2 separate regions of the Homo sapiens genome follow, and region 1 is linked to region 2. Evidence: chromatin loops called from intact Hi-C (ENCODE). Cell type or tissue: adrenal gland. All regions are shown on one strand. Links, peaks and the distances in the headings refer to the core of each region. The heading gives the core; the rest is flanking DNA.

The links. A loop is a pair of places that touch in the nucleus more often than their neighbours do. Peaks named below come from ENCODE experiments on the same cell type or tissue, not always from the same donor. Only the 100,000 strongest peaks of a DNase experiment are listed, where the experiment ranks them.
Region 1: a loop joins it to region 2, with 2.1 times the contacts of the local background. A loop is called at or near these places in 3 of 110 quality-filtered maps.

What each region holds. Positions count from the first base shown.
Region 1 is chr19:46,625,602-46,634,947 of GRCh38, forward strand. It overlaps GNG8 (G protein subunit gamma 8), which reads right to left. Exons shown (of 3, transcript NM_033258.2): 2 at 8,998-9,124; 3 at 8,352-8,603. The coding sequence starts at 9,081. The coding sequence ends at 8,475. Among named protein-coding and RNA genes, the nearest start is that of PTGIR, 5.2 kb to the left of the region's middle. RefSeq lists an enhancer at 1-203 and a silencer at 8,610-8,919. In adrenal gland, for the core only: no CTCF peak of the experiment used is centred there; DNase peaks (open chromatin) are centred at 1,000, 4,370, 5,396, 6,234 and 3 weaker places; H3K27ac peaks cover 3,633 bases.
Region 2 is chr19:46,824,748-46,835,661 of GRCh38, forward strand. SNAR-E (small NF90 (ILF3) associated RNA E) reads right to left here and starts at 5,957; the gene lies at 5,838-5,957. In adrenal gland, for the core only: a CTCF peak has its summit at 5,267; a DNase peak (open chromatin) is centred at 5,309; H3K4me3 peaks cover 689 bases; H3K27ac peaks cover 618 bases.

The DNA of each region.
Region 1 (9,346 bases), core at 1-8,000, 200 kb before region 2:
CTGATGTAGTGTTTTCCAGACACCACTGAGAGTTCTGGTCCCTGGACACAATTCACTCCTTCCAGAAAGCTGAGGAAGGAGGCTTGGCCAGAGAGAGACATGCCAGTCCCTCGAGCCTGTCCCTGGGCACCCAGCTCACCCTGCAGAGACCCGAGAAGAAAGCATGAAGGGGTGTATTTGGTGTCCAGTTGTCAGGGACAGGCTTGGGAGACTTCCATGGCCCATGATGGAAAGGTAGCACTGGGCCACCGTCCGACTTCTCGCACAGCACCCCTAGGCCCCAGGCCAAGCTCTGGTGACCTTGACCTTCAGGAATCATATTTTGATCACAGGAAGCTGTCCACAGCTCCAACATTGCTGCCATGTGTCCCCCACCCTCCCCAAACACAGCCAAGCCACCACCGCTGCAGCCTCGGGCCAGTGTGACAGACCCACATGTTCCCGCTACCCGCACAGCGTTCACGGGTCTCCCTTCCCACGGAGTCGGTGGCTTCCCAGGCAGCCTCCCAGCCCAAAAGGGCCAGATAAAACCTCAGAGACCCTCTCTGAGCCCCGCTGTTTCTCAGGGGGACGGTCTCAGATCCATTCGACTTGGCTTCCTGTTTCCATCTGACCACCTTTTTTCTTGCTGCGAGATGGTCCCAGGTGAGGAGAGGGAGCTGGTAGACTTCAGCCTCCTTCTCTGTGCGTGGGGTAACACGGGCCTCAGGGACCTGGTGGCCAGCCTCGGCCTGCAGCACATCCCAGATTGGTCTTTGTAACAAGGAGAGAGGCTGTGCGGGTGTCTCTTGTCCAAGGCCAGGAGGGATGTGTCCAACCCAAGGACTGGACTGTGGGCAGCTGCCGTCTTGCCCTCTGTACCCCGGTGTGTGACCACAACCCCTTTGCCCCTCCCCCCCATCTCCCTATCACCCTTGCCCAGCTGGCACCCGCAGCTTCCAGCAGGATGGACGCCCAAGTTCCAGCCCCACCGTGGCTCCCTAAGGGACCCCCCAGCCCTGCTCTGGGGGTGCCTGTACATGTGGGCTCCAGGTCCTGCCACGTTGTCCCGCCTCATGCCGTGAGGTCCCCAGACAGACCAGAGGGAACTCAGGAAGTTATATCATATTAATGAAGGATGATGCCTGGCAGGCGTGCATCTTGTTTCGGCATCGGGGGGGCCTCTGGTTCCCGGAGACTCCCTCTCTCGCTTCCTGTTACAAGGACGGTTAACATTCAGGAAGTCCCCTCTGCTCCCATGCCCAGTGGGACCACAGTCAAACCCTTGTCCCTTCCAGGCCTCAGTTTCTTTTTTGTTGTTGTTTTTCTTTTTGCTTGTTTGTTTTTGTTTTGAGATGGAATCTTGCTCTGTCACCCAGGCTGGAGTACACTGGCATGATCTCAGCTCACTGCAACCTCCGCCTCCCGGGTTCAAGCGACTCTCGTGCCTCAGCCTCCCGAGTAGCTGGGATTACAGGCATGTGCCACTGCGCCCAATTTTTATATTTTTAGTAGAGGTGGGGTTTCACCATGTTGGCCAGGCTGGTCTTGAACGCCTGACCTCAGGTGATCCGCCCGCCTCGGCCTCCCATAGTGCTGGGATTACAGGCGTGAACCACCTTGCCTGGCTGTTCGTTTGTTTTTGAGACAGGGTCTTGCTCTGTCACCCAGGCTGGAGTGTAGTGCTGCAATCTCGGTTCACTGCAACCTCTACCTCTGGGGTTCAAGCGATCCTCCCACCTCAGCCTCCTGAGTAGCTGGGACTACAGGCACCCACTGCCACGCTAGCTAATTTTTGTATTTTTGTAAAGACAGGGTTTCACTGTGTCACCCAGGCTGGTCTCAAACTCCTGGACTCAAGTGATCTGCCTACCTCGGCTTCCCAAAGTGCTGGGATTATAGGCCACCACGCCTGGCCTCAGGCCTCAGTTTCCCCGCCGATGCCACTAGGAGTCATGAGCCCTCGCAACCCCAGGATCGGTTCTGTGTTCCTGCATCAGGAGCAGGTAGGGGTGGCAGTGACTGTGACTCCCTCCTAATGAGGGGACTGAGTTCCCCAGAGTCCGTACTGGCGCCAGACATGCCTCAGTCACCTTGCCCTGAAACCCAGCCTCCTGCTTGGCCGTGGCCCCAGCTAGCCGGGCCAAGCCCACAGCAGGGTCCACACGGGGGTTCCACTCCCCAGCCAGGTGCCTTGGGGTGAGAAATCACCCACGGTGCGTTGTGCCAGGGGCAGCTTCCAGGGTGGGCGGAGCTATGGAAGGAACTGCCCTGGGGGCGTGGGTCCGTAGCCTCCATCTCACACTCTCTCCACCCATGGCGAGGAACAGGACCAGGCCTCCCTGAGGGGGACCCTGAAGCAGCAGGGAAAAAGAGGAAGGACAGCTCAGAGACCACTGAGATTAGGGACGCACACACAGCACCCGGGAGGGGAGAGAGATTGAGGCTAGTGTGCTGGGGACTGTGGGTGTGTAACCGGATTGTGACTCTCTGTAGAGTTAGTGCGGCCCATGTGACCTAAGTGAGCATTTTTCTCAGCATTGATTGTGTTTGCGTGTGTATTGTGTGTATATGTGTATTGTGAGCTCGTGGGACTCTGTGTGCACATGGGCACACAGCTATGTTGTAGTTTTGTTTTGTTTTTGAGATGGAGTCTTGCTCTTTTGCCCAGGCTGGAGTGCAGTGGTGCCATCTCGGCTCACCACAACCTCCACCTCCCAGGTTCAAGTGATTCTCCTGCCTCAGCCTCCCGAGTAGCTGGGATTACAGGCACCTGCCACCACGCCCAGCTAATTTTTGTATTTTAGTACAGATGGGATTTCACTATGTTGGCCAGGCTGGTCTCAAACTCCTGATCTCAGGTGATCCGCCGGCCTCAGCCTCCCAAAGTTCTGGGATTACAGGTGTGAGCCACCGTGCGCAACCTAGTTTTTTTGAGACAGGGTTTCACTCTGTCACCCAGGCTGGAGTGCAGTGGCACGATCTCAGCTCACTGCAACCTCTACCTCCCAGGCTTAAGCAATCTTCCCACCTCAGCCTCCCAGATAGCTGGGACCACAAGTGCTCACCACCATGCCCAGCTAATACTTTTATTGTTTTGTAGAGATAGGATCCCACTATGTTGTCCAGGCTGGTCTCAAATTCATGGGCTCAAGTGATCCTCCCACCTTGGCCTCCCAACGCACTGGGATTACTGGCATGAACCATGGCACCTGGCCGAGAATGGTTTTTGGTTTTTTTGTTTGTTTGTTTGTTTGTTTGTTTGAGATGGAGTCTCACTCTGTTGCCCAGGCTGGAGTGCAGTGGTGCCATCTCCGCTCACTGTAACCTCTGCCTCCCAGGTTCAAGCGATTCTCCTGCCTCAGTCTCCCAAGTTGCTGGGACTACAGGTGCGAGCCACCATGCTCAGCTAATTTTTGTATTTTTAGTAGAGATGGGATTTCGCCATGTTGGCCAAGCTGGTCTTGAACTCCTGACCTCAAGTGATCTGCCTGCCTTGGCCTCCCAAAGTGCTGAGATTACAGGCGTGAGCCACCGCGCCTGGCTGAGGATGGGTTTTGAAGTTCATCTCCACCACTCACCAGTCAGTCACCATGTGACCTGAGAAAATGACTTCCCCTAGCAAAGCTTTGATGTTCTTCGTCAAATGGCTGCCTTGACCTTGTTGGGGTGTTATGTGAAGATAAGAGACAGTTCCCCCTGCCTGCCTCCCAGGAAGCCCTCAAATAGCTGTTGATATTATTCATTCAACAAACCGTAACCAGCAGTTTACTGTGTGCTAAGAGCTGGGGACACAGAGGGGCTCAGAGGGCACAGCCCAGGAAGAGTGTTCTCAAACAGGTTTGTCCACCCAGTGTGGGGATCCTGAGCAGGGGTGCCTGCATCTGTTTTTTTTTGTTGTTGTTGTTCTGAGATGGAATCTCGCTCTGTCGCCCAGGCTGGAGTGCAGTGGCGAGATCTCAGCTCACTGCAACCTCCACCTCCCGAGCTCAAGCGATGCTCCTGCCTCAGCCTCCTGAGTAGCTGGGACTTCAGGTGCCCGCCACCATGCCTGACTAATTTTTGTATTTTTAGTAGAGGCGGGATTTCGCCATGTTGGCCAGGCTGGTCTCGAACTCATGACCTCAAGTGATCCGCCCAACTTGGCCTCACAAAGTGCTGGGATTACAGGCTTGACCCATCACGCCCAGCCCAGGCCTGCATCTGGAAGTGCCGCAGACCTAAGATCCTGGCTTGCCCTGGGCCTGACCCTCTCCGGACTCCCTGGTTTCCGTCCTCCTGGCTCTGGCCCTGGGAGGAAGTGGGCCTTATCTCATGTTCTGCACACACGCACCACCAGCTGCTCGTGCCTGCCAGGCCTCCCGTCTGCCTGCTGTGCCCTCTCACTGCTTTGAGAAACTGCTATGTGTGTCCCAGACCTGTCTCGCCTTGGCTGGTTCCAGCATCCAGAGCCAGAGGCCTCCTTTCTCTATCCACTCACTGCCCTCCACCGCAAATGGGCCCTGGCCTACCTTCTGGTGGCTGCACCTCACCTTGCTCCAGGGGGCATAACCCAGTCTCCTGCCTACCCTGCCTCTGAATGGGCCGTGCCCCTCACCTGGGGATCCCCTCATTTCCTAGCCTTCAAGGCCTCTTGGTCACCCCCTGAGCCTCTCCTGAGCGGTCGTCCATCAGATCCTCCCACTCCCATTCCAGTCTCAAACCCCAGCTGGTTACCTCTCCATGCCTGTTTCTCTCTCTCTCTCTCTCTTTTTTTTTTTTTTTTTTTTTTTTTTGAGATGGAGTCTTGCTCTGTCCTCAGGCTGGAGTGCACTGGTGCGATCTCGGCTCACTGCAACCTCTGCCTCCTGGGTTCAAGCGATTCTCGTGCCTCAGCCTCCCGAGTAGCTGGGATTACAGGTACACGCCACCATGCTCAGCTAATTTTTGTATTTTTAGTAGAGACGGGGTTTCACCATGTTGGCCAGGCTGTCTTGAACTCCTGACCTCAAATGATCCGCCTGCCTTGGCCTTCCAAAGTGCTGGGATTACAGGCATGAGCTACTGCGCCCGGCCCCATGCCTGTTTTCCTTGTCTGTAAAATGGGGATAAACAGAGTCACCTTGAGGGCTATCGTGAGCATTGAGCAAGATGGGACTGTTGAACTGTTCCCCTAGGAAGCGATGGCCAAGATTGCAGCTCCTGCTGGCTCTAGGCTTTCCCTCCCCCGCTGTACTCCTTCGGCCAAGCCAAGCGCTGCTCTGAGCGCCTGGGTTGGGGTGCAGCGTGCGATGTGGGTGCAGAGGGAAGACAGCCTGAAACAGGGCAGCTGAGAGCCCTTGGGGTCTGGAGGAACAAGCACCTCGCCCTGCATGCACCTCTACCTCTTGGCCTGTCTCTGACCCCCAGCATGGGCCTGGCCCCAGAGCTGACTTCACCCCTGGGGGTGGCAGGAAGCAGCAGCTGGTGACCAGAAGCTGGTGCTGCTACAAGGCAGTAAATTTAATAAGATTATTCGGATCTGTTCTCATGGAGGCTGGGCACGCAGGGACCTGCCCTGTCCCTCCTGGATTGTGACTTCTGACTTCTCCTTTCCCGTAGCCTCAGTTCCCCATCCTCCCCCTCCAGAAAGACACCTCCTTCTGGTCCCCTCTGTGTCCCACTCCCACCAGCCCTCCCTTCCCCCAACCCAGGTCCCATTCAGCTGCTTACATCTCCATAGTTTCTGTCCCCCAGGACCAGGAATGTGAAGGAGGAAGGGTTTGCACTACGCAGCTCTGAGATTCCAGGGCTCGAAGGATCTAGCTCCCAAGAGCCTAGGCTCAGGAACTCCTTACACTTCTTCTGAGATGCTGAACTCTGGAATCCTAGGGTGCAGGACCCCAGGATCTTGGCCCCATAGGATTGAAAGATGCTGGAATTCCAGCCCTCAGAGGTCCTGGGATCCTAGATTCCTTTGCATTTCAGGTTCTGAGCTGTAAGGATGCAGGATCTGTGAATTCTGGAATCCTTCTAGCTCCTTCCTGCCCAGCTTCTCTCCCCGCTCCTCCTCCACACCCTAGCTCATCTCTGGCTCACTCCCTGTCCCCCGTCTCCCCCGGGGCTCCCACAGACATGATGCAACCAGGCCGGAGCCAAGCCAGCTCAGAGGTGGGAAGCAGGAGGGAGATGTAATTACAGACGCTCCTGCCTGGATCCTACAGGAAACTCAGAGTAGGGGCCCGGGGGACCCTAATCCAATGTGAATAATGGAGCAGACTTGTGCACATTCCCCCTGTGGAGGGGAGGCCCAGCAAGCCACCTCCAGCCAGACCCAGGGTCCAGCCTCCACCAGCCCCAAGCTGGGGAGCCTGAGTATTAGACAAGATAAGAAGAGATGAGGGAGAGGAGAGGGGGTGATCCTCCAGCCCTTGGGCCAACCAGGTAAAATAATTGGCCAAACCTACAGCTTCCCTGGCCTGCATTCTCCCCATTTTCAATGGAGACACAGAACATTTCATTTTTCTTTTCTTTTCTTTGCTTTTTTTTCTTTTGAAATAGAGTCTCACTCTATTGCCCAGGCTGGAGTGCAGTGGCGTGGTCTTGTCTCACTGCAACCTCCACCTCCCAGGTTCAAGCGATTCTCCTACCTCAGCCTCCTGAGTAGCTGGGATTACACGTTCATGCCACCATGCCCAGCTAATTTTTGTCTTCTTAGTAGAGGCGGGGTTTCACCATGTTGGCCAGGCTAATCTTGAACTCCTGACCTCAAGTGATTTGCCCACCTCGGCTTCTCAAAGTGCTGGATTTATAGGCGTGACCCACCACGCCCAGCCATTTTATTTCTCATTCCTCCATAAGAAGCCCCCGACACAGGCTTCAGGTTAAATGGCAACTGGTCCCCAGCTTCCTTGACCAGAAGACAATAGGGCATGGTGGGGACTTTGGTGAGCTGGAAAGCCCAGGCACCGTCTCACAGCCTATGCGTCACCAGACCTTACAATTTCAAAGAAGACTTTGCAATTCCAGAGGAATATGGACTTTGATGTGAAATATCTGTGTTTTTCAATTGGCAGCCAAGTCAAGAACATCTTTAAACATCATGTAAAGCCATAAAAATATAACTGCGGCCAGGCGGGTGGGTCACGCTTGTAATCCCAGCACTTGGGAGGCCGAGGCAGGCGGATCACTTGAGGTCAGGAGTTCAAGACCAGCCTGGCCAACATGGTGAAACCCCACCTCTACTAAAAATACAAAAATTAGCTGGGCGTGATGGTGCATGCCTGTAATCCCAGCTACTTGGGGGGCTGAGGCAGGAGAATTCCTTGAACCTGGGAGGCGGAGGTTGCAGTGAGCCAAGATCCTGCCGCTGCACTCCAGCCTGGGTGACAGAGCGAGATTCCGTCTCTCTCTCTCTCTCTTTCTCTCTCTCTCTCTCTATAGATAGATAGATAGATAGATAGATAGATAGATAGATAGATAGATAGATCTGCAAGCTACGTATGTCCTGCAGGCCAGCAGTATGTGAATTGGAAAACAGAGGGCAGGAACCAGAGCTGTCACAGTCATCCCTTTGTCTCCAGAAAAATGACAAAATAGAAGAAGAATGAAGGAATGTACTCATTATTTTCTTTCCTCTCCCTCCCTCTAGCCATGTTTCTCTCTTCTGGGTCCCCAAATTTTATTACCACCATGTTCCAGCTCAGATGTCACCTCCTCCAGGAAGCCCTCCCTTACCTCCAAGCTGAGTCAGGAGTTATCTCTGCGCTCCCCCACCCAGCACTGCGCACTCTGGGTTTTTACCATCTGGGGACAGGTCTTTCTCTCCTACTGGACTCTGAGCCCCAAGAGGGCAGGGCAGGGCAGAGCCAAGGCTGTCTTGGTCACAGCCATGTCCCTAGCATTGCCCAGCGCTGGTCAGAGAGTAGGTACTCAGGGAGTGTTTGGAAGAATGAATGAGTGAATGAACAAGTGAGCAGGGAAAAAGTGCAGGGCTTTAGGACAGAAGTGGGCCTGCGGTAGAGGGGAACCAGGTGTGAAAACAGGAGTCGTTAAGGGGGTGAGAAGTGTGGGATGGGGACTGGGGACCCTAAGAATGTCCAAGCCAGTGGGGAGGAGAGGAGAGAGGATGGCGGAGGGGTTCAGGGAGCACTGGAGTACCCCCGTCAGCGCTCTGTTACCGCCTAGCTTTGTGACTCTGAATAAAGGACTTCCTTTGGCTCAGTTTCCTCTTGGGTATCATACAAGTAGTTAGCTGTCTTCTGGGGCTGTCGGGACCATTAAGTTCAGGATCGACCGTGGAGGAGAGAGCACCGAATACTCATCTCCTCCGAAGCTTTGGTGGAGTCGTACTCCCTCCACGTCCACCCCTACCCCCAACACACACACTCAGAAGGAATGAGAACGGACACAGCTTCCCCTACGGTGGCCCCAAGCTCTGTGCGTGCCTCAGTCTCCCTGAAAGCACAGGCACCACCACAGTTACCAAGTTTATTGGATCCATACTTTGGCAGGGGAGGGTAAGCTGTCCGGAGGGCTCAGAGCAGAACACAAAAGAGGCGCTTGTCGCGGAAGGGGTTCTCCGCGGCGGGTACTGGCGTCACCAGCGGGTCATCTTTGGCATGCGTCTCGCAGAAAGCCAGGAGTTCCGCTGCTGCCTGCGACACCTGCGAGCACCCGGGTGGAGATGTCACCGCCCTGCCCGGCTCCTTGGAGCCGCCCACTTAGGCCCCGCCTCTTGCCCTGTCCCCTCCTCCCACCTTGCCCCGCCCCATACAGGCCTTTCCCCTTGTCTTACTCCGCCCCCTCGTCCTGGCCCCTCCCCTGTCCTACCCCGCCCCTCGTCCTGGCCCCTCCCCTGCCCCATCCCTCCCCTCGTCCTGGCCCCTCCCCTGTTCTGCCCCTCCCCTCGTCCTGGCCCCTCCTCCTGCCCTGCCCCGCCCCTTGCCCAGCCCTGTTCCCAGGGGCATCCTTGCACTATGGCTCCGAGCCGGGCCGACACAGCCCCGGACAGACCGCAGGCCCAGAACCCCCGCCCTATTCCCCACCCCGACCCAGCACCTTCATGCGGTCGATGTTCACCTCCAGCTTCAGCTGTTCCACCGTCTTGCGGGCCTCGGCAATCTTGGCCATGTTGTTGGACATGGTTGCGGCGGGGAAGGGGTTAAAAGACGCGCGGGAGTGGGGGCTGTGGGGGTAGGTTAGGATACGTCTGGGTCCCGAGGTGGGGGCGAGAGGGCGGGCCCCGGTAACAGGTGCGAGGGTGGAAGGGCGCGTGAATGGGGTGGCCAGGGGCTGGTGGAGGGAGGGACAGATGAAGGGGACAGGAACAAGAGGAGCGATGGAGGGGTGCACGGATGGAGGTAGCTAAGGCAGGTGGGGAGAGAGCAGGGAGGGGCGAGGGAGGGAA
Region 2 (10,914 bases), core at 1,364-9,363:
TGCCCGGCTAACTTTTTTATTTTTAGTAGAGATGGGGTTTCACCATGCTGGCCAGGCTGACCTCAGATGATCCGCCTGCCTCGGCCCCCCAAAGTGCTTGGATTACAGGCATGAGCTACCACGTCTGGCCCCCATGTCTTAAAAGAAAATAAAAGACAGGTGATCTCCACTCCACAGGCTCCACCACCCGCGTGGTCTTAAGGGCACCAACTTGAGTGGCTGTCACTCTCAGCTGACTGAGACTTACTCTTGCTTCCCATTTCACTGAGAAGAAGGAAGTCATTGGAGTAGGGACTTTTGGGAACTCCCCACACCAACACCACCACCACCTGCCTTGGCGCCCACGCACCCCTTCCTCCCAGATGCCTCTCGTGTGCTTGGATAATCCCAGCTGCGCCTTCCATCCCTCTCCCATCTCTTTCCTGCATCTTCCGGTTTCCCCTTGTCTGTTGCATCATCCCCATCAGCATAAAACTGATGATTTGAGCTGAGCGCGGTGGCTCACACTTGTAATCACAGCACTTTGGGAGGCTGAGGCGGGCGGATCACTTGAGGTCAGGAGTTTGAGACCAGCCTGACGAACATGGCGAAACCCAGTCTCCACTAAAAATACAAAAAATTAGCGGGGTATGGTGGCGGGCGCCTGTGGTCCCAGCTAGTTGGGAGGCTGAGGCAGGAGAATCGCTGGAGCCCAGGAGGCAAAGGTTGCGGTGAGCCGAGATCGCACAACTGCACTCCAGCCTGGGCATCTGTCTCAAAACAAAACAAAACAAAACAAAACAAAAACCTGCTGTGATATCATCCACTCCACCAAACACCCTCCAATCTCATTCCCCCCTCTAGCGACTATTTCTCTTCTCCCTTTATAGCAAAACTTCCTCTAAGGTTTTTTTTTTGTTTTTTTTTTTTTTATTCAACATTATCATCAGACACTTATATTTAGCCATCAACAGCATGGGTGCAAAACAAAAATCTACATTAAAACCCTTTGTTGGAATGCTTTGCACTTTCCACAGAAGAGAAACTGAAATAACCTGTTATACGATTAGTCACAAATACAGTCCTGGAGTTTTTTGTTTTTGTTTTTTGTCCATATACATGAGTATTGTCTCCAATACATCTTCCACTGGGTATGGTGGCTCATGCCTGCAATCCCAGCACTTTGGAAGGCTAAGGCGGGAGGATTGCTTAAGCCAGGGAGTTTGAGATCAGCCTAGGCAACATAGTGGAACTTCGTCTTTAAAAAATATTAAAAAATCAGGAGCCGAGGGTGGTGGCTCACGCCTGTAATCCCAGCACCTTGGGAGGCTGAGGTGGGTGGATGATTTGAAGTCAGGAGTTCAAGACCAGCCTGACCAACATAGTGAAACCCCATCTCGACTAAAAATATTTTAAAAATAGCCGGATGTGGTGGTTCACGCCTGTAATCCCAGGTACTCGGGAGGCTGAGGCAGGAGACTCCCATGAACTAAGGAGGCAGAGCTTGCAGTGAGCTCCAGCCTGGGCGATGGAGGGAGACTGTGTCTCAAAAAAAAAAAAAAAAAATAGGCAGGCATGGCGGCACGCACCTGTGGTCCCAGCTACTCGGGAAGCTGGGGTGAGAGGATTGCTTGAGCCCAGGGGTTGAGACTGCAGTGAGCTGTGATCATGCCACTGCACTCCAGCCTTGTCAACAGAGTGAGAGCCTGTCTCAAATCAAACACGGCCGGGCGCGGTGGCGCATGCCTGTAATCCCAGCACTTTGGGAGGCCGAGGCAGGCGGATCACAAGGTTGGGAGATCAAGACCATCCTGGCTAACACGGTGAAACCCCGTCTCTACTAAAAAATATTAAAAAAAATTAGCCGGGCGTGGTGGCTGGCACCTGTAAATCTCAGCTACTCAGGAGGCTGAGGCAGGAGAATGGCGTGAACCCGGGAGGTGGAGCTTGCAGTGAGCCGAGATCGCGCCACTGCACTCCAGCCTGGGCGACAGAGCGAGACTCCGTCTCAAAAAAAGCAAACAAACACAAAAAACACACCTTCTTCATAACAGACAGGCCCTGCCACCCCTGTGCCTGGCTGAGTTCACAAGTCTGTTTGTAACCTGAGCTTCCCTGTCATTTCCCTGGCTCTGTCTGCTGGCTAAGCTTCATTTCCCCAAAGTAACTAAAGCTTTCTGCCACCGCCCTGGCCACCAGGGCTGCTGGAACTGCCATAGCCATCTTGGTTTCATGTTTTGGCAAAATATTGGCCTCCATCACCATAGGGGCCAGGGCTTCTGCCTCCAAATCCTCCTCCCTTCATGGATCCAAAATTCGAAGACTGATTGCTGTTATGGCCAAGATTACTACAGCTTTTGCCACCTCCAAAACTACTTCCATCATTACTGTGATGGGGTTTTGTTTGTTTGTTTGTATTTGTTTTTTTGTTTTTTTGTTTTTGTTTTTGACAGAGTCTTGCTGTGTCGCCCAGGCTGGAGTGCAGTGGCACGATCTCGGCTCACTGCAACCTCCACCTATGGGTTCACACCATTCTCCTGCCTCAGCCTCCCAAGTAGGTGGGACTACAGGTGCCCACCACCACATCTGGCTAACTTTTGTATTTTGTATCTCTTCCTGAAACACCTGTGCAGACACAAACAGAAATAATGTTTTACCAGCTATGTGGGCACCCCTTAACCCAATCAAGTTGACACATACAATAAACCATCACTGCTGGGTGCAGCGGCCCACGTCTGTCATCTCAGCACTTTGGGAGGCCGAGCCACGTGGATCACCTGAGGTCAGGAGTTTGAGGCCAATCTGGCCAATATGGCGAAACCCTGTCCCTACTAATAATACAAAAATTAGCCAAGCGTGGTGGCAGGCGCTTGTAGTCCCAGCTACTCGGGAGGCTGAGGCAGGAGGGTTGCTTGAACCTGGGAGGCAGAGGTTGCAGTGAGCCGAGATCACGCCATTGCACTCTAGCCTGGGCGACACAGCAAGACTCTGTCACAAACAAAGAAACAGACAATTAGCCAGGCGTGGTGGCGCATGCCTGTAATCCCAGCTACTTGGGAGGCTGAGGCAGAAGAGTCGATTGAACCCGGGAGGGAGAGGTTGCAGTGAGCCGAGATCACGCCATTGCACTCCAGCCTGGGCGACACAGCAAGACTCTGTCACAAACAAAGAAACACAATTAGCCGGGCGTGGTGGCCCATGCCTGTAATCCCAGCTACTTGGGAGGCTGAGGCAGAAGAATCGCTTGAACCCGGGAGGCGGAGGTTGCAGTGAGCCGAGATCGTGCCATTGCACTCCAGCCTGGGTAACAAAAACAAAACTCCATCTCAAAAAAAAAAAAGAAGAAGAAGAGGAAGAAGGCCAGGCGCAGGGGCTTGCACCTGTAATCCCAGCACTTTGGGAGGCTGAGGCGGGCAGACCACTTGAGCTCAGGAGTTCGAGACCATCCTGGCCAACATGGTGAAACCCTGTCTCTGCTAAAAGTACAAAAAAAATTAACTGGGTGTGGTGGCACATGCCTGTGGTCCCAGCTACTTGTGAGGCTGAGGCAGGAGAATCGCTTGCACTGAGGAGGCAGAGGTTGCAGTGAGCCGAGATCACGCTACTGCACTCCAGCCTGGCCACAGAGCAAGGCTCTGTCTCAAAAAAAGAAATAATAATCTTTTGGATGTTGTTCTTCAGTGTCCTCTAATGCCATCAACAAAGATACTTTTATATATATACACACATATAGATATGTATATATATATATGTATAGCATAGTTATCAAATTTAGGAGATTAAATACTGATGTATTACATTTTATTTAATATGAAATCTATGATAAGAGGAAGAAATCATACACACAGTTGACAGTTCAGATTTATAAAAAGCATAAAATTAGCATAGATAAATTATTGATGACTAATGACACTAGCTATAAGTTTCTACTGTAGAATACGTCACACCGTGAATGTGGGTCATTTTTTCCGCCACTAGACTGAGTCATTGAGCACAGAAGATACATCAATTTTATGTGTTAGCAACATGTACAATTCTTTTTTTTTCTTTATTTCTTCTAAAAAAAAAACAGGATACATGTACAGAACGTGCAGGTTTGTCACGTAGGTATATGTGTGCCATGGTGGTTTGCTGCACCTGTTGGCCTGTCCTCAAAGTTCCCTCCACTCACCCGATCCTTTTTTCTTTTTTTTTTTTTTTTTTTGAGATAGGGTCTCGCTCTGTCTCCCAGGCTAGAGTGCAGTGGTGTGATCACAGCTCACTGCAGCCTCGCGTCCAACTCTTGGGCTCAAATGATCCTCCCACCTCAGCCTCCCAAGTAGCTGGGATTACAGGCAGGAGCCACCATGCTTGGCTAGTTGAATTTAATTTTTATTTATTTATTTATTTATTTTTTTCATAGAGACAGGGCCTTGCTATTTTACTCACGCTGGTCTCAAACTCCTCGGCTCAAATGATCCTCCTGCCTCAGCCTCCCAAATCTGGGATTAGACGTGAGCCACTATGCCCAGCCCAGAGCATTTTTATCACCCAAAAATGAAACTCCACAAACATTAAGTAAACACTCCCTGCTCTCCTCTTCCCCCAGCCTCGGGCAACCACTAATCTACCATCTGTCTCTGTGCTGTACATTTCATGTGAATGGAATTCTGTGCTAGGTGGCCTCTTGTGTCTGGCTTCTTTCACTCAGCATCACATCTTCGAGGTTCACTCATGTTGTAGCATGCGTCAGTGCTGCATTTTTTTCTTTCTTCTTTTTTTTTTTTTTTTTTTTTTGAGATGGAGTCTCGCTCTGTCACCCAGGCTGGAGTGCAGTGGCACGATCTCAGCTCACTGCAACCTCCACCTCCCGGGTTCAAACGATTCTCCTGCTTCAGCCTCCTGAGTACCTGGGACTACAGGCACGTGCCACCACGCCCGGCTAATTTTTTTTGTATTTTTAGTAGAGATGCGGTTTCACCATATTGTCCAGGCTGGTCCCGAACTCCTGACCTAGTGATCCGCCTGCCTCGGCCTCCCAAAGTGCTGGGATTACAGGTGTGAGCCACCGCGCCTGGCTGAGTTCTGTACTTTTAAGCTTTTCTCTTGACATAAAATTCAGACGCGAAATGCAGTTTCCGTGCAGTGAGGCACACAAACACCTTTGCTGTGGATTCCCCATTTCGCACATGGGAACAGATGCATTTTCCCAGGCAATTAAATACCAAGGACTTCCTGAAGGCACTGAGTGTCCAGGCCACCGAGTTTGTCCTTGAGTAGCTGTAAACACCCTCACCCCCGGGTATCCAGGAATCTGCCCGATGCCCTGGTGGCCAGCTCCAGGCATTAACAGCTTCCTCCCCATTTCCAGCAGTTTCCTTCAGTTACTGAGTGGAAAGTTACTGAGTCAGAGGCTGCGGAGATGAGGTTCCTTGGCAGATGGCTTTCATTTTTACCTCTCCCTACCTCCCTGTCGTCCACACAGCCCCAACACACACACACACACACACACACACACACACACACACACACACACTTACACACACACAGACCTGTTTTCTTTTTCTTTTTTTTTTTTTTTGAGACGGAGTCTCGCTCTTTCGCCCAGGCTGGACTGCAGTGGCGCTGTCTTGGCTCACTGCAAGCTCCGCCTCCCGGGTTCACGCCATTCTCCTGCCTCAGCCTCCCGAGTTGCTGGGACTACAGGCGCCCGCCACTACGCCCGGCTAATTTTTTTTGTATTTTTAGTAGAGACGGGGTTTCACCGTGTTAGCCAGGATGGTCTCGATCTCCTGACCTCGTGATCCGCCCGCCTCAGCCTCCCAAAGTGCTGGGATTACAGGCGTGAGCCACCGCGCCCGGCCTTTTTTTTTTTTTTTAATTTTTTTTTTTTTTTCAACCCATGTGGACCAGGTTGGCCTCGAACTCGTGCCCTCGAACCCTCGCCTCCCTGAGGGTCCGAGGGCCCGCGCAACCGGCTGGAGCCACAATGGCTCCACCTGTTTTCTTATCTACAAAACATCTGTTTTTATTTAATATACATCATTTTATTTAATATGGGAGGGAGAAGAACAGCAGAAATAGCTCCTTAAAGCCCCGTTCTACAGGATGTAGTGGGGAAGAGGGAAGCTCTGACGTTAGTCTCTCCCTTCATCCATTTCTTTTATAAACTGCCTGCTCTATTTTTATAAACATTTTGTCCTGGATAAACCTTCCCAAAGGCCATAATATACAATGAAGAAAGACTAACAGAAAGCAAAACACTAAACCCTTCTTCCTGAAAAAAGATACCACATACAAAGTCAAAAGACAAAAGCAGCCTGGGGGGAATGTTTGTGACATGTATGACAGACTGTGGATCCACAATAAATAAAGAGCTACTACAAATAAACAAGAAAATGACAAACAGCACAGGAGGAAAATGGTCAAAAGGTTTGTACCAACACAGAAGAGGAATATGAATGACTAGTAATGTTCGACCTCATTGGTAACCAGGCACAATAAAATAAACATAGTGAGATCGCACAGTAGCAAAGCTACATGGAAACAGGGGGTCTCCTCCTATGCTACCAGAGAGTAAAAATCAGCACAGCCCGTTTGGAGAGCAATTGGGGTGAACCTATCAAATGACCTGTTACAGATACATGTACCCTTCAGCCCAGAGATTCATTTCCAGGTACTTACCCTCCACATGTATGTGAAAATGCACGTGGGCAAAGACATTCTTTCATCTTCATTAGGAGGAGCCACGCAGGCCTGGTTAAGTAACATAGGATGCACCCACATAACGGGATTCCACACAGACTATACACAGAATCACCTCCAAGATGCACTGATAGCAAGCTGCAGAACCACATACGGTGTGATCCTAAGACATCGAAAAAACCAGTTATATCCTCACAAGTACGTGCATGAAATTTATTTATGTATTTATGTGTTTTATTTATTAATTTGTTTCCAATATGGAGCTTCGCTCTGTTGCCTAGGCTGGAGTGCAATAGCACAATCTTGGCTCACTGCAACCTCCGCCTCCCGGGTTCAAGCGATTCTCCTGCCTCAGCCTCCCAAGTAGCTGGGATTACAGGGATGCGCTACCACATCGGCTAATTTTTTGTATTTAGTAGAGATGTGGTTTCACCATGTTGGCCAGGCTGGTCCACCCACCTCGGCCTCCCAAAGTGCGGGGATTACAGATGTAAGCCACTGTGCCTGGCCTTATTTCTTTATTTTGAGATAGGGTTTGTTCTGTTGACCAGGCTGGAGTGCAGTAGCTAGATCTTGGCTCTCTGCAGCCTCAATACCTTGGGCTCAAGCAATCCTCCCATCTCAGCCTCCCAAGTAGCTGGGATCGCAGGTGTGATACCTACCATGTCCAGGATATTTTTCTTTTTTTTTTTTTTGGTGGAGATGGGGGTCTCACTATGTTGCTCAGGCTGGACACGAACTCCTGGCCTCAAGCAATCCTCCTGCCCTGGCCTCCCGAAGTGCTGGGATTATAGGTACGAGCCACTGCGCCTGGCCGGGTTCATTCCTTTTCAATGTTGAGGAGTGCTCCATTGCCTGGAGGGGCCAGAGTTTGTTTTTCTATTCATTTTTGAAGAATATTTAGGTTGTTTCCAGTTTTTGGTGAATAAAACCACTATAAACATTCGTGTGGCCAGGCATGGTGGCTCACGCCTGTAATCCCAGCACTTTGGGAGGCCGAGGTGGGCGGATCATGAGGTCAGGAGATCAAGACCATCCTGGCTAACACGGTGAAACTTGTCTCTACTAAACAAAATACGAAAATTAGCCGGGCGTGGTGGCAGGCACCTATAGTCCCAGCTACTTGGGAGGCTGAGGCAGGAGAATGGCATGAACCTGGGAGGCGGAGCTTGTAGTGAGCCGAGATCGCATCACTGCACTCCAGCCTGGGAGACAGAGCAAGACTCTCTCTCTCAAAAAAAAAAATTCTTGTGCATTTTCGTTGTTTTTCTGTTTACAACTACAAGGTAAATGTCATTCATTCAGGTGTTTTGTAACATCTTTGTTGACATATATTTACATACCATTCAATTCACTTATTTAAAATGTATACTTCGGCCAAGCGCGGTGGCTCACGCCTGTAATCCCAGCACTTTGGGAGCAGGAGGGGGGTGGATCACGAGGTCAGGAGATTGAGACCATCCTGGCCAACATGGGGAAACCCTGTCTCTACTAAAAATACAAAAATTAGCTGGGCGTGGTGGCGTGCGCCTGTAGTCCCAGCTACTTGGGAGGCTGAGGCAGGAGAATCCCTTGAACCCGGGAGGTGGAGGTTGCAGTGAGCCGAGACTGTGTCACTGCACTCCAGCCTAGCGACAGAGGGAGACTCCACTAAAAAAAAAAAAGTATACGGCCGGCCGCAGTGACTCACACCTGTAATCCCAGCACTTTGGGAGGCCAAGGCGAGTGGATCACGTGAGGTCAGGAGTTCGAGACCAGCCTGGCCAACATGGTGAAACCCTGTCTCTACTAAAAAAAACACACAAAAAAATTAGCCAGGCATGGTGGCATGTGCCTGAAGTCCCAGCTACTTGGGAGGCTGAGGCAGGAGAATCGCTTGAACCCGGGAGGTGGATGTTGCAGTGAGCTGAGATCATTGCGATCATGCCATTGCATTTTAGCCTGGGCAACAGAGCGAAATTCCCTCACAAAAAAAAAGAAAAGAAAAGAAGTTAAGAAAGACAGAAAAGAAAAGGAAAAGAGAAGAGAAGAGAAGAGAAGAGAAAAGAAAAGAAAAGAAAAAGTAAAGAAAGAAAAGAAACCCAAGCCAGGTTCAGTGGCTTGCGCCTGTAATCCCCGCCCCTCAGAAGGCCAGGGCATACCAAAGTTATTGAAATAAGAAATCAAGAAAGAGAGAAAAAAAAAAGAAAGAAAAACAAGTAAAAAGGAGGCTGAAGCAGGAGGATTGCTCAAGGCCAGGAGTTTGAGACCAGCCTGAGCAACATAGCGAGACCCTGTCTCGAAGAAAAATAATTTTAAAATTGGCCAGGTTTAAAACAGGCACAGTGGTTCACGCCTGTAATCTCAGCACTTTGGGAGGCCGAGGCGGGCAGATCACGAGGTCAGGAGATCGAGACCATCCTGGCTAACGTGGTGAAACCCCGTCTCTACTAAAAAATACAAAAGATTAGCCAGGCGTGGTGGGCACCTGTAGTCCCAGCTACTCGGGAGGCTGAGGCAGAAGAATGGCGTGAACCCGGGAGGCAGAGCTTGCAGTGAGCCGAGATTGTGCCACTGCACTCCAGCCTGGGCGACAGAGCAAGATTCTGTCTCAAAAAAAAAAAAAATTAAAATTAAAGTTTTTAAAAAAATTGGCCAGGTGTGGTGATGCACACCTGTAGTACAAGATACTCGGGAGGCTGAGGGAGGAGGATCACTGGAGCCCAAGAAGTCGAGGCTGCAATGAGCTATGATCACACCACTGTCTGGCAGACAGAGTGAGACCCTGTCTTCTAAAAACAAAACAAAACAAGAAAGAACCCCAGTACCCTTTAGCTATCATCTCCCTCCCATTTCCCCTGGGTTCTGACAACCCGTCATCATTTTCTGTCTCTCTGCACTTGCCTTTTCTGCATGTTTCCTATAATGGATCATTCAATATCCGGCCTTTTGTGTCTGGCTTCTTTCACTTAGCTTAATGTTTTCCAGCTTCATCCATGTCAAGTGTTACAGTAGCTAGTTAGGCACATTTTTTTTTTCTTTTTTTTTGACGAAGTTTCACTCTTGTTACCCAGGCTGGAGTGCAATGGCGTGATCTCAGCTCACTGCAACCTCCACCCTCCAGGTTCCAGCAATTCTGCTGCCTCAGCCTCCCAAGTAGCTGGGATTACAGGCATGCGCCACCACGCCCGGATACTTTTGTATTTTTAGTAGAGACGGGGTTTCACCACGTTGGCCAAACTCCTGACCTCAGGTGATCCGCCTGCCTCGGCCTCCAAAAGTGCTGGGATTACAGGCACGAGCCACTGCACCCAAGCTCTGCTCCCAATTCTTGACCTCTTACATCAGATTTGGCACAAAACTGTCCCATGCCCCACATATTAAATGATCCTATTTATATGAACTGCCCAGGCAAATCCAATAAGACACAAAGTGGAGTAGTGGTTGCCAGGTGCTAGGGGAATTGAGGGGTGATGGCTGAAGGATAAGGTTTCTTTTTGGGGTGATAAAAATATTCTAAAATGGGTTGTGATGATAGTTACCCAACTCTGTGAATATAACAAAAACCACTGAATTGTAATACCATAAATGGGTGAATTGTATGTATCCCAAAAAAGCTGTTACCACCATCCCCCAGGTTCTCCAAAATGAAACATCCTTCCCATAGCGGGCATCAGACACAGAATAAACCCGAGCAGGCCCTGTGTGATCGGACTTCCCCTCCCATCCCCAGTCCCACTCTGAACCATCTCGAACCCCCTTCTGCTTACTCTGTTCCAGCCACACTGGCCTTCTTGCAAGTTCTGCCTCAGGGCCTTTGCACTTGCTGTTCCATCGGCTAGAATCCTCTCTCTGGTTAACTCGGCTAGCAGAGTGTGATTTTGACCTTAACAAAACCAATCTCCCCTCCCCTCCCCTCCCCTCTCCTTTCCTTTCCTTTCTTCTTTTGAGACAGGTTTCACCATGTTGGACAGACTGGTCTTGAACACCTGGGCTCAAGTGATCCGTCCACCTCGTTCTCCCAAAGTGTTGGGATTACAGGTGTGAACCATCATGCTCGGCCCAAATTCTTTTCTTTTCTTTTTTTTTTTTTTTTTGGGACAAAAAGAGTCTCACTCTGTCGCCCAGACTGGAGTACAGTGGCACTATCTCGGCTCACTGCAACCCAGCCTCCTGGGTTCAAGTGATTCTCATGCCTCAGCCTCCTGAGTAGCTGGGATTATCGGTGCCCAACACCACACTTGGCTAATTTTTGTACTTTTAGTAGAGATG